Regions from separate parts of the Homo sapiens genome. Here region 2 is linked to region 1. A link is a loop called in an ENCODE intact Hi-C map of the cell type or tissue named here. Cell type or tissue: breast epithelium. All regions are shown on one strand. Each heading gives the region's core, and the rest is flanking DNA. Links, peaks and the distances in the headings are about the cores only.

The links. Peaks named below come from ENCODE experiments on the same cell type or tissue, not always from the same donor. Only the 100,000 strongest peaks of a DNase experiment are listed, where the experiment ranks them.
Region 2: a loop joins it to region 1, with 28 times the contacts of the local background. A loop is called at or near these places in 4 of 110 quality-filtered maps.

What each region holds. Positions count from the first base shown.
Region 1 is chr4:151,537,713-151,543,104 of GRCh38, reverse strand. The region is part of intron 3 of FHIP1A (FHF complex subunit HOOK interacting protein 1A); the gene reads right to left. Among named protein-coding and RNA genes, the nearest start is that of FHIP1A, 130 kb to the right of the region's middle. In breast epithelium, for the core only: no CTCF peak of the experiment used is centred there; DNase peaks (open chromatin) are centred at 1,574 and 2,244; H3K27ac peaks cover 928 bases.
Region 2 is chr4:152,369,473-152,374,864 of GRCh38, reverse strand. The region is part of intron 4 of FBXW7 (F-box and WD repeat domain containing 7); the gene reads left to right. Among named protein-coding and RNA genes, the nearest start is that of FBXW7-AS1, 34 kb to the right of the region's middle. In breast epithelium, for the core only: no CTCF peak of the experiment used is centred there; no DNase peak of the experiment used is centred there.

The sequences.
Region 1 (5,392 bases), core at 332-5,331:
GAGCTAAACAAATTCACATAGGAAAGAGTTTCAGAACAGTGTCTATCTGACACATAGTAGCAATACATAAGTGCTAACATAATTATTAGAAGGGCATTTTAGGCAACATAATAACAATAGTAGTTCACCCTTTTGCTAAATTCTTACTGTGTCAGATACATAACACAACTCACACCTCAGAAGTATATGAAGGATGGGCTAGCATTATGCCCAATTTATAGATGAGAAATCTAAGGCACAGAGAGGTTGCCTTCCTGAGGTAAGTGGCTGAACCAGCATTTGATCTCAAGCAAATCTGCTCCCCCATGCTCTTAACCATGGTGCCATGCTGTAGGGAGCGGAAAACAAGCTTATTTCCCCCAGGGAAGACAACTGACTTTTGAGGAGCAGGAACTGCCACTGACAGAGTTCATGGAACCGAGTAATGACAGCCAGGCAAGGGAGTCAGGGGCCAGTTCATGAGGCAACTGGGAGCTCATAAAGAATTCTGAGCATAGTTATTGTAGGACAAAAGAGGGATGTAAGGAAATGAGTCTGGCAGATAAACATGGGATAAGTTGGCATGAGGCAAACGAGGCTGTTGAGAGAGAGAGAGAATACTGCAGGTAAAGCAGGTAGTACAGTGATGAGGGACTAAGCCAGGTGATAGCAAAGAGAATATAGAGTGGGACAAATCAAAACAACTTTGAAGGGAAAATTAAGAGAGCTTACAAATACTTAATACTGGGAATAAAAAAAAGCAGGGGATGTGGAGGGGACAAGTCACATTCCACCAAGGGCTGGACAAAAAAAGTTTCCATGTATTTTGATTTCCTTAAATGTTGTTTTGTGCAATTACTTATTTTTAAAGCATTGTTTAAAAACCTAACCAAGAGCAGCACAAAACAGAGCACCACACACACAACACTGTGTTGTAGAAAAAACTGGGTTCTCGTCACACAACCAGGAAAAGTTAGCCACACACACACTTTGAAGGGTGAAGGGGAACAGAATTTACTGGGCAAAAAAGAAAAAAAAGAAAACCTCTCAACAAAGTGAGAGAGGTTCCTCTTAACAGGAAAGGAGAGGCCAGGCTCCTCCCCACTGCAAATGGTGTGAACTTCCCAAGGCTCCAACCCATCCTCCCAGTGCACAGGCCAGTCAGAGATTCTCCAGGGACCCCTTTTTACTTGGCTGTCTCAATTGTACTCTGCATAAGCAATGCTTGATGACCGAAAAGGCGTACTGTAGTAAGTGACAAAAGTGTAATTAGCAAGGAATCATGGAGCATGAACATCTATTGTGTAAAGGAGCAACTATTTACAAAATCAAGATAAAAGAACCCACTAATGGCTACTACCGACAGAGCCCAGGTCTGATAACATCTCCCAGCATAAAGGCACACTGATTTACCCCTTGTTTTAAAGAAGCAGCCAGAGCTTGCCAACAAAAATATGTGATTGATCTAATTAGCTCACTGAACTGAGGAAAACAGTGTGCCAAAATCATGTGTACTCACAGATTACTCCTTCCAGGACAAAGCAGTGTTGCATAAAAGCCTATCCTTCAACTTAAACGTCACACTCATTAAAAGGGACGAAACCCAGCAGTACTTGGCATGCAGGAGCTTAATGAATATTATTGGATGTTGATGACACAGACATGAGTCTCAAAAGAATGAGCTCTCGTGATGGAAAAGAGAAAGAAACATAAAGGACTGTAAAAATGTATATGCAGTGGCTAAACTCCAATTACCAGCTCAGGCCAGGCAATTTTACTCCATTATGCCTGCATTAACATTCCCACTCTCAACTTAATGCTTTATTAACCTAACTGATAATGTCCCTCTTCACTCAGGGTTATTAGCAAATACAAGTCTGTTGAGACTGGCAAACCAGTTCATTCATTCAACAAATATTCCTGGGTACTTACCATCACAGGTAATAAACAATGATCTCTAGTCTTTTTGTTACTAATGCAAGAGAGGGTCTAAAAACTAGTGTAGCATATCTTAAAAAAAGTCCTTAATGGGAAGAGATGAACACCCTAGAGAAAAGTAACAACACTAGCTTCATCAAGTAGTCTGCTGATGACTCACTGGTTAGCTTTAGGAGGTACGTACATACTCAAAAAGCACGAGGATATTATTCTACTGTGTCTCACTCATGGACTGGAGCCAAAGTCAAGATAAGGAAAATTTTTATGTAGTTGTTTATCCAAGTTGTCTTGTCTGTTCTACCTTCAACATCACTGCCTCGGGGGAACATTGGACCAGGAAGCCATAGAAGCTCATGCTCCTGGAGCCCTGAGAAGTCTGGGAATAACCTAAGCAGCAAAGCAGCTGCCTGACTCAGGAGAGCAAAACACACCCAGAAAATACAATGGGAGCAGAACAAAGATTTGGCCATATAAGCTGACTGTTAATATTTTTTATTTTCTAAACTTATTTTTACCACTAGGATTTTATATAAGAAACTCTTTATCAGTTCATGTCTGAAGTAAGGATAGTTTATTATACCCAATTTTACTGCTGTAGAGTATTCTGAACACCTTTGAGCTTAAAAATGAATCACTTTATATTGAATAAGCACCACTTAATGAGAAATTTTTCACAGGAAGATAAAATGTCGATTTTACCATTTTATGAAATGTATACTTACTTATATTTAAGTATTTGAAAAGCTAAAACTAGGTAGAACTAAGGTATAAAGTGAAAGGATCAAACTTAAAAAAATATATGAGGTATTTCTGGATAGTCCGCTTTTGAAAGCACTGTTTTCTGTAAAAAGAGATCCTCTTCCCAAGTTGGCTGCAGGCTAGTCTTGGTCAACTACTCTATTTTATTAGCAATATAGCTCTGTGGGATGGAACTACAGAAACTCTATTGCAACTGGGATGATGGTTTGTAGATTAAGAGAAAATACCATTTAAGGTACATAATCATTTTAAAAAATGACACATATGTTCCTATCTTAAATATTTAATCATGAAACTTAAAAAAGCAAATTTATTTGCCAGCATTTTCACATAGGCCAAGGCTATTTCTTTAAGTACAGGTCTGCTGATTGAAGGTCAAAGTTGTCTTTCTTGCATAAACCTAACTTCCCATTTAGGTTACTTGAAGTTGAGAAGAACCTCAGTATGAATCAATTCAGTGCAGAATCCTTCCATATTTTAAACATCTTTGCCAATCATTTAGAGTTCTCTCTTCCACATCCAATTTGACACCAATATCTTATGGCAAGTTGCCTTTAGTCTTTCCAATTAATTCAACTTCATCAAAATAAACAATTTCCTTTTCACACACATATTTCATCAGTATACTTGTTATTTAATGAAACTATGTAATTACTGTAACAATGCACACAACTCAGCAGTGGGAGGAAATGTTTGGAACCTTGAGCACACATGGGAAATAGCCTACCAGACAGGGCACTCAGCAGGGAGTGGGCATGAGAGTCAATGTACTTTCCAGAGAGAATGGAAAGCACTGGTAAACCAGGGAACCACATAGATTGGTTAAGAGAACGTCCACTGTATTTTTTTTTTTTTTTTTTTTTTTTAGACAGAGTCTCCCTCTGCCACCCAGGCTGGAGTGCAATGGTGAGATCTCAGCTCACTGCAACCTCCGCCTCCCAGTTTCAAGCTATTCTCCCGCCCCAGCCTTCCTAATAGCTGGGATTAGAGGCACCCACCATCATGCCCGGCTAATTTTTTATTTTCACCACGTTGGCCAGGCTAGTCTTGAACTCCTGACCTCAGATGATCCACCTGCCTCAGCCTCCCAAAGCGCTGGGATTACAGGTGTGAGCCACTGTGCCTGGCCACGTCTACTGTACTATAAAAAGAAGTCAGTTGTATTCTCAAAAGCTAGTCTCTAACTTAAAACAGTAACTTTAATCATGGTTATTCTTGCTTAAAAAAGTATCAGTTAAGTCTCTCAGAGAGGGAATATCTGTGGCTTTCTGCCACATCCTTTGGGGGAGAAGTGCTACAGAGTCATCGTTTTTGAAAAAGGAAGCATATACTGCTATCTATATAGCCTAAGGTTATCCCCAGAGTTTAATTTGCAATATTTACACTGGACAATAATCCCTAATAGAACGGCTGGTAGAAAAAATACTGGCCTTGAGCAGCACACTTACAAGAAAATTGACAAAGAGATTTGCAAATTTATATTCTCCCTCCCAACCTCACCTAAAGACACTGCTCCATACCTATGTAAAACTATTACAAATTGGCAGCCAGAATACTGAATCCAGCCCACAGATTTATGTTTTATTTTCATCTGGAGACCTTTGAATATAACATTCATGCTCTAGTTTGTCATAGAACTCATCACATTCTATGGTCTCACATCCGCCTGACCCCAGTGTGCATGCCACTGAGCCAGCTAGATACACAGTTCCGCCATAACTTGACTCTGTATAGAAAGTTTGGTTAGTTTCTGGCAACACCAGAAGTGTTCTTAGAGAGGAGGTATGCGCTTTTGCAGAAGTACCCAACCACATCTCTAAAGAAAGACTAGAGAGCTCACTTACCATGGAGAAATAGTAATGGCTCAAGGTAACTATTCAAAAACTTTAGCATTCCTAAGAACCATGTGGGAATCTTTCTGAAATGCAATTCCTAGGGCCCTATCCCTTCAGATTCTGATTTGGAAGGTCTGGGAATGGAAATCCAGGAATCTGCATTTTAAAAAGTACTTCAGGTGACAGGACAGATGCAAGAGGTGAAATAATAAAAATGTTAACAACTATGAGCAGTTACCAGGCCCTATACCAAGCACTTTACATGTAACAACTTAATCCTGGAACAACGCTATAAAATGGGTACTATTATTATTATCCTCATTCTACAACTGAAGAAATTGATGAAAGGAGAGATTAAGAAACATGCCTGTGCTTATACAACTAGTAAGGGGAAGAGCCAGGATGAAAAACCAGGCCATGAGGTTAAAGAGTTCACCCTCAACCATCTCCTTATACTCCACTACTACTATGGTCTAAGGGAACGTTCTCAACATGAAATACAAACCCCTCAAAGTTTGCTGCTTCTGACTCAGTTAAAGTCATTTATCCCTTACCCATGAATCCCCACTGTCACATTCACCACCATCCTTCCTGGTCAGGATGAAGAGTTCTTTTACATGTTACAATTACAGAAATTGTGGAAGAATTGGCAAAAGAGGCTATGACTGGGATGAATGCCAAGACTCAGATGCCCCTATTCTGAAGCAGGATTGCAACATTTCAGAAAAGCTCTGACAGCCTGAAATAAAAGAGAGCTGTACCATTCTCCAGCTAAAGATATGAAAAAGGAAAAAACAATAGTCTAGTTGTTAACAAAACAAAGGATATTCCAACCCAATTTCTAACACAGTTACCTCAAGCTGCAAAATTATGACCAATGT
Region 2 (5,392 bases), core at 103-5,102, 830 kb before region 1:
TCCACTGGTTACATTTGTGCCTGTTTTTCTACATCCTTTCCATGACCTCATGGTCCAGCTTACCTCTCTCTTGAAACCTCCCTTCTGGCACTGGTTTCATCCACTGTTGTCCTCAATTATTGCTGTTATCTTTGGTCCTTAGGCATACTATATGGGCTGCTCAATGATGTTATATGACAACTTTGTATAGATATCTCCTTGGTTAGGTTATAAACTCTTACAATTCAGAGGTTATTTTTAATACCTTTTTATGCTTCCAGAGATATGCAGGAGAAAGTTAGTATAAATATTTCTATGGCTGATTCATTGAAGTGTCTGTTAAACTTGGAAAAATCCTTAAGGAATTTTTGTGCTGTAAGAATGTGGCTTGTTTTTGTTTACTAAATGTTTTTAAGTGACTGTGCAGCTGTGATTTTGAATATTTCATTTTCTAAATTTAACGAAACTCAGATACAGTTTGACACTTAATTTTAAAAGTAATTACTATGTACTAATTTTGAAAATGAAAAAGAAACACACATGGTATAGTCATTTAGGTGGTACTTTTGGGAGTCTAGAGTAGCTCCTAAATATCAGAAAATGCTGAAATAGAGAAAAAAAATACAGTACTTTGAAGAGAAGAAAGAATAGGGTGGTGGTATGAGCAAATTTAGAGAGGGAATTTAATAGGGTACCTGTTTTGTGGTGGGGTTTTTTTGGTTTGTTTTGTTTTTGTTTGTTTGTTTTTGAGTGAGGAAACTAAAATGTGGCTTTCTAAGCTTCTCTTACTTGCATATATCTTCCATTGGTACTTGGAAAATATAAACATTTCCAGATCCTTTGGTGTTTTTTATGGTCACTACTTACTTTATCAATAAAGGCATTAATTACTGTCAGTTATCACATATCAGACCATTCTATTTTAGATCCTTTGGTCTTTTTCTCTTTAAGAATGTTTCACACATCATGCATCAACATGAGTAAGCAATGTAATTGTCGGTTTTCTTTGCATTCTCTGTGCTGTGCAAGCCACCGGCTATAAATAAGATGATGATCCCCCATGCCCATGCACAAATGAAAAGTCACAGTGATAAAACTACAAACAAACCATTATAGTACAAAATAATAACTGCTTAAATGGACCTACGTACAAAGTACTGTCAGAGTATGAGGAGGCACTCAGAGCTCAATATGAGTGGTTCAGGAAGGGCTTCACAGTAACCCTGAATTAAAACATGAAGATGTTTGCTAAGTAGGTGATCAGAGGAGTGATAGAGGGAACTTGTATCATTGCTTGGGATCGTGTCTTGTCTTATGTTTTTTCATATTAAGTATACTGCTGCAAATTACATCTTGCCGTCAATTTATTAATGTTGAAAAAATACGTATTGAGCACCTAGAGTAGAGAACTTTCCTAGAAACTGTAGATATAACAGTGAACTTGATAGACAAAGGCCATGCCCTCATGGAGCTTAGATTGTAGTTTGGGGAGACAGAAAATAAATACTACTGTTAATATTTTGATGACAGTAAAATAGGGTAATAGAATAAGGTATGATTTGGGATGTAGAAGAGGCACTACTCTAGTTACTTTCTATACATAAACTCATTTAATCCTTAAAATCACCTTGTGAAGTACGTTGTATTGTATTTTACCTGTTTTACACGTGAGGAATCTCAGGCATAGGAAGGTTCTTGCCCCTTAGCTAGTAAGTAATGTAGCTAGGACACTAACTCAAGCAGTCTTATTCCAGCATCACAGCCACTGCAGGAAACGGATCTGGAGTAGGCATTTGTTGAACAGACCCTTAGTGTCCAAATGTTTTAAGGGTTAACTTTTGCCATATAATCTTGGAATTTTAAATGTGTAATTCTCACCTTTCCCAACAATTTATGATGGTCTCAATATCTAATTACTGATAATACTGCCTTCTGTATGTTTTTGTCATCAGATGATGTTTTAGTATTGGGTTGTGCCCTAGTTGTCAGATAGGAGTACAAAGCGACTTAGCACATGATTTATAAATCTGTAACTACACTATGGAAACAACTTGTATGATTTTGTCTTTTATGTAACAAATTTTTAATTAGGTAACAATTTGTATAATTTTGACATCAAAGGGCAAGGCTATTTAAATTTGTAAATATAAACTAAGTTAGGTTTTACAGAAACTAACTTAATGTTGAGGCTTGTAATATAGAAGACAGATGAAAAATATGCTAAAAATAAACTTGGAACTAAGCTCCTGGCAAGGTAAACAAGTGTGAAATAAGTCCACAGTCCCTTGTCTGCAAAGCAGAAATCCATCATGCTCTGAAAACTGAAAATTTAAAAATAAAGGTAGCAAAACCTAACCCAAACTAACATAAAACAGTCATCTTTATTATTTATCTGAATATTCATATATTTTGCTGGAGAAACACTAATGTGTGATATACTGGAAGTGCTCTGTAATAAATAGTATATGCACTCTGTTACCTTTCTACAATTCAAAATATTCTGAATTTAGGAACACAGCTGTCTCCAAGAGCATGGAACTAAATCCAGAGACCTTAGAGTTTTACAACTGTCACCCACTCATAAAAAACTGAACACACTTTGAAATGTCAGAGTAGTCTAAGCTTTATCTTAAGTCTCTGAGTACATGCATATTAAATACTTTAAAACATACATATATAGATGAGTACCTAAAGTTTATTAACCTAATTATAGGCTATTATAACCATATAATACAATGATAGTTTGGAGCTTTTATATTACTTTTCTTCAGTGATTAAAATACAGCTCATGCTAATAGACTTATTCTTTAAATGAGTGTAGAGAACCTCAACCACATTTTTTTTAATTGTCCCAGTATTTCCATGGGAAATTAACACCACAAAATTAATTTTAATCTGCTGATATATAGTATGCATACTCTCTGTGTGTGTTGCTACTGTTACAAAGATGAATAAGACAGCACACCTTTCCCTTAAGGAATCCACAAATGCCTTCATGTCTCTGAGAGACTTGTCTCATCATCCACATTTCATGGTCACATATCAAAATTAGATGAACATGGCTTAATTAATTTATTCAACAAATAAGCATCTGCTAATAGCCAGGCCCAGTTCTAGGCACTTGGGATACATTAGTGAACAAAACAGGAAAAAAAGTCCTTTCAACATTTTAGCGGTCCTGAGAAGTCCTCCAAGGCAAGAGGCAGTTTGTGCCAACATACAGTGTGTCATCAGACTCCTTTATTAAATTATACACTTTTCATTTCTAAATCATTTGGTGATAATTTGTATTATAGTTTTTTCATATGTATACATAACTACATACATGTACATACAATTTACCTGATTTGATAGAATTAAGTTAGTGGCCTTATTGAAATGTATAATCTGCCGGTTTTCAAATACTGTTAGATAGTATCTATTACAAGCAAAATATTATTTTGATGCTCTGAAATGATAAATAGGATTCCATTTAACTCCCTTTTTAAATATTTTTGTGAAACAACTTTCTTTTGGTGTTTTTAATAATTCTATCAGGCACAGCTTAGTGATTTCTTTCTGAATTATTCCTGGATCAGAATTAGACTTCTTGTCTTTTTCCATGCCACTATGGAAGGTTGCAGAAACTAGCATGTATCTCACATATAAATTAGTTATATAATGGTAGATAAAATTTATGGTAGATATATTTGTGTTATATTTTGGTATAAATAACAGTAGATATAATTTAAGATTTTTAAAGATGATATTAATTTTACTATAGAAATAATAGTGGAAAGGCCCAGCATTTTTGGTAAAGTTGATGACATTCTAAATGTTAGCAGTTTCAATTCAGTTATTTCCTTTCACAAGTACCTGCTGATGCAGCACGTCTCTTTATTTGTATATATAGTGTTTTACTCCTAAAATATGAAGGGTAAAATTATTAAAGTAGGGTTTTTTTAAGTCAATATCTTAGATTAATAAAGTTTTCTTTTGTGACTTTGATAGTGTCTTGTGTTTATATATTTATAAACTTCATTGCAATTTAGGAATGGGGGAAGCAGTGAGTCTTTCTCAAATATTAATACTGTTTTTGTAATTCTGTTTTTCTATACTGAATATTTTTCAGAGCTATCGAACCATAAAATAGCAGGCTTTTCTTCTTAGGAGAGCCATCATTTCTCAAACGTACATCTTACTACATTGGCATTATTTGCATATTTGTTTTTCTTTGAGAGAGAGAATAGTTGAAAGTGGCCATTGAAAGTAGCACCTCCAAGTGTAGATAATGCTAAAAACATTGCAGTGATCCACTATACATGTAATATTTTGATATAATTAACTTGAAACATTAATTTTATAGTGGAATTCCATGTTTGCATTCATTAGGAATTTACTCACAACTAAATCAAGACTTTTAATTTGAACTTTCTTCCTCAAGTAAAGGTAGCACTCCCCACCCCATACATAAAAGAGACAGAAAAGGTTAAATATTTATCCCAAAAGCACATGGCTAATTAGCCATTTGTTTATGATTATTTTGTGGTATCCTCATATAATGATGGGAAAATCTGTTTTGAGGATTTGAGAAAATTTATGGTAATGTTGAATGGGATTTTCTTAAATTTCTTCTCCTTTGCTAGTCTTGAACATGAAAATTGAAACTTATGAGCTATTTAATTACATTTTTATGTGTGGGTGATTTCATATAGTTCACTTGGGAACAATTTCAGCTTAAACAGCTTTTCAATAATCCATAGAAATCTCTGCGTTATCACTTTAGATTTTAAAATGTCACTGTTGCTACTAATATGAACATGTAGGGGCAGTATAGTACTGTTTTTGTAAATCTTGTCTGAATTTGTGAGTTTTAAAAATCTGTGTTACTGTTAGAAGTTTGTTCTTCTCTAAGATAACATAACTATATCTTGCTTTTTTAAAGGATGGTTGGTACTGCTTCATTAAGTTGGAACTATTCTTTCAGTTCATGTTCTTACATGTGTTATACAAAATCTCTTATATTATGAAAGCTCTTGGCCCTGATTTATATTTGAAGTCAAGGAATATGTTTAGTTAAAAGGAAAAATGCATTTTTATTGTCTGACAATAAAAATGAGAATAAATGGATTCATAAAAACCGGAAAATACCAAGATCAGTGCAGTTTTGCCCTTACTCTGTGTCATCCTTTCAAAATGAATGTTTATGATAATTTTTACAGTCTTAATTTTTCAATATGACAAGTGAACAAAACTGAGATTACCGAACAGTCTTATTTTTAAGATTCTTTAATTGGTACATCTTTTTTTCGTGTCAAAATGGTTAAGGTTATTACAAACTTTATTACAAAATATAGTAACTTTTCCCCCGACTTAATATTTAAAAGAAGACAACTGAGCAGTTATCTCTTCCATCTATGTATTCACTTTATTC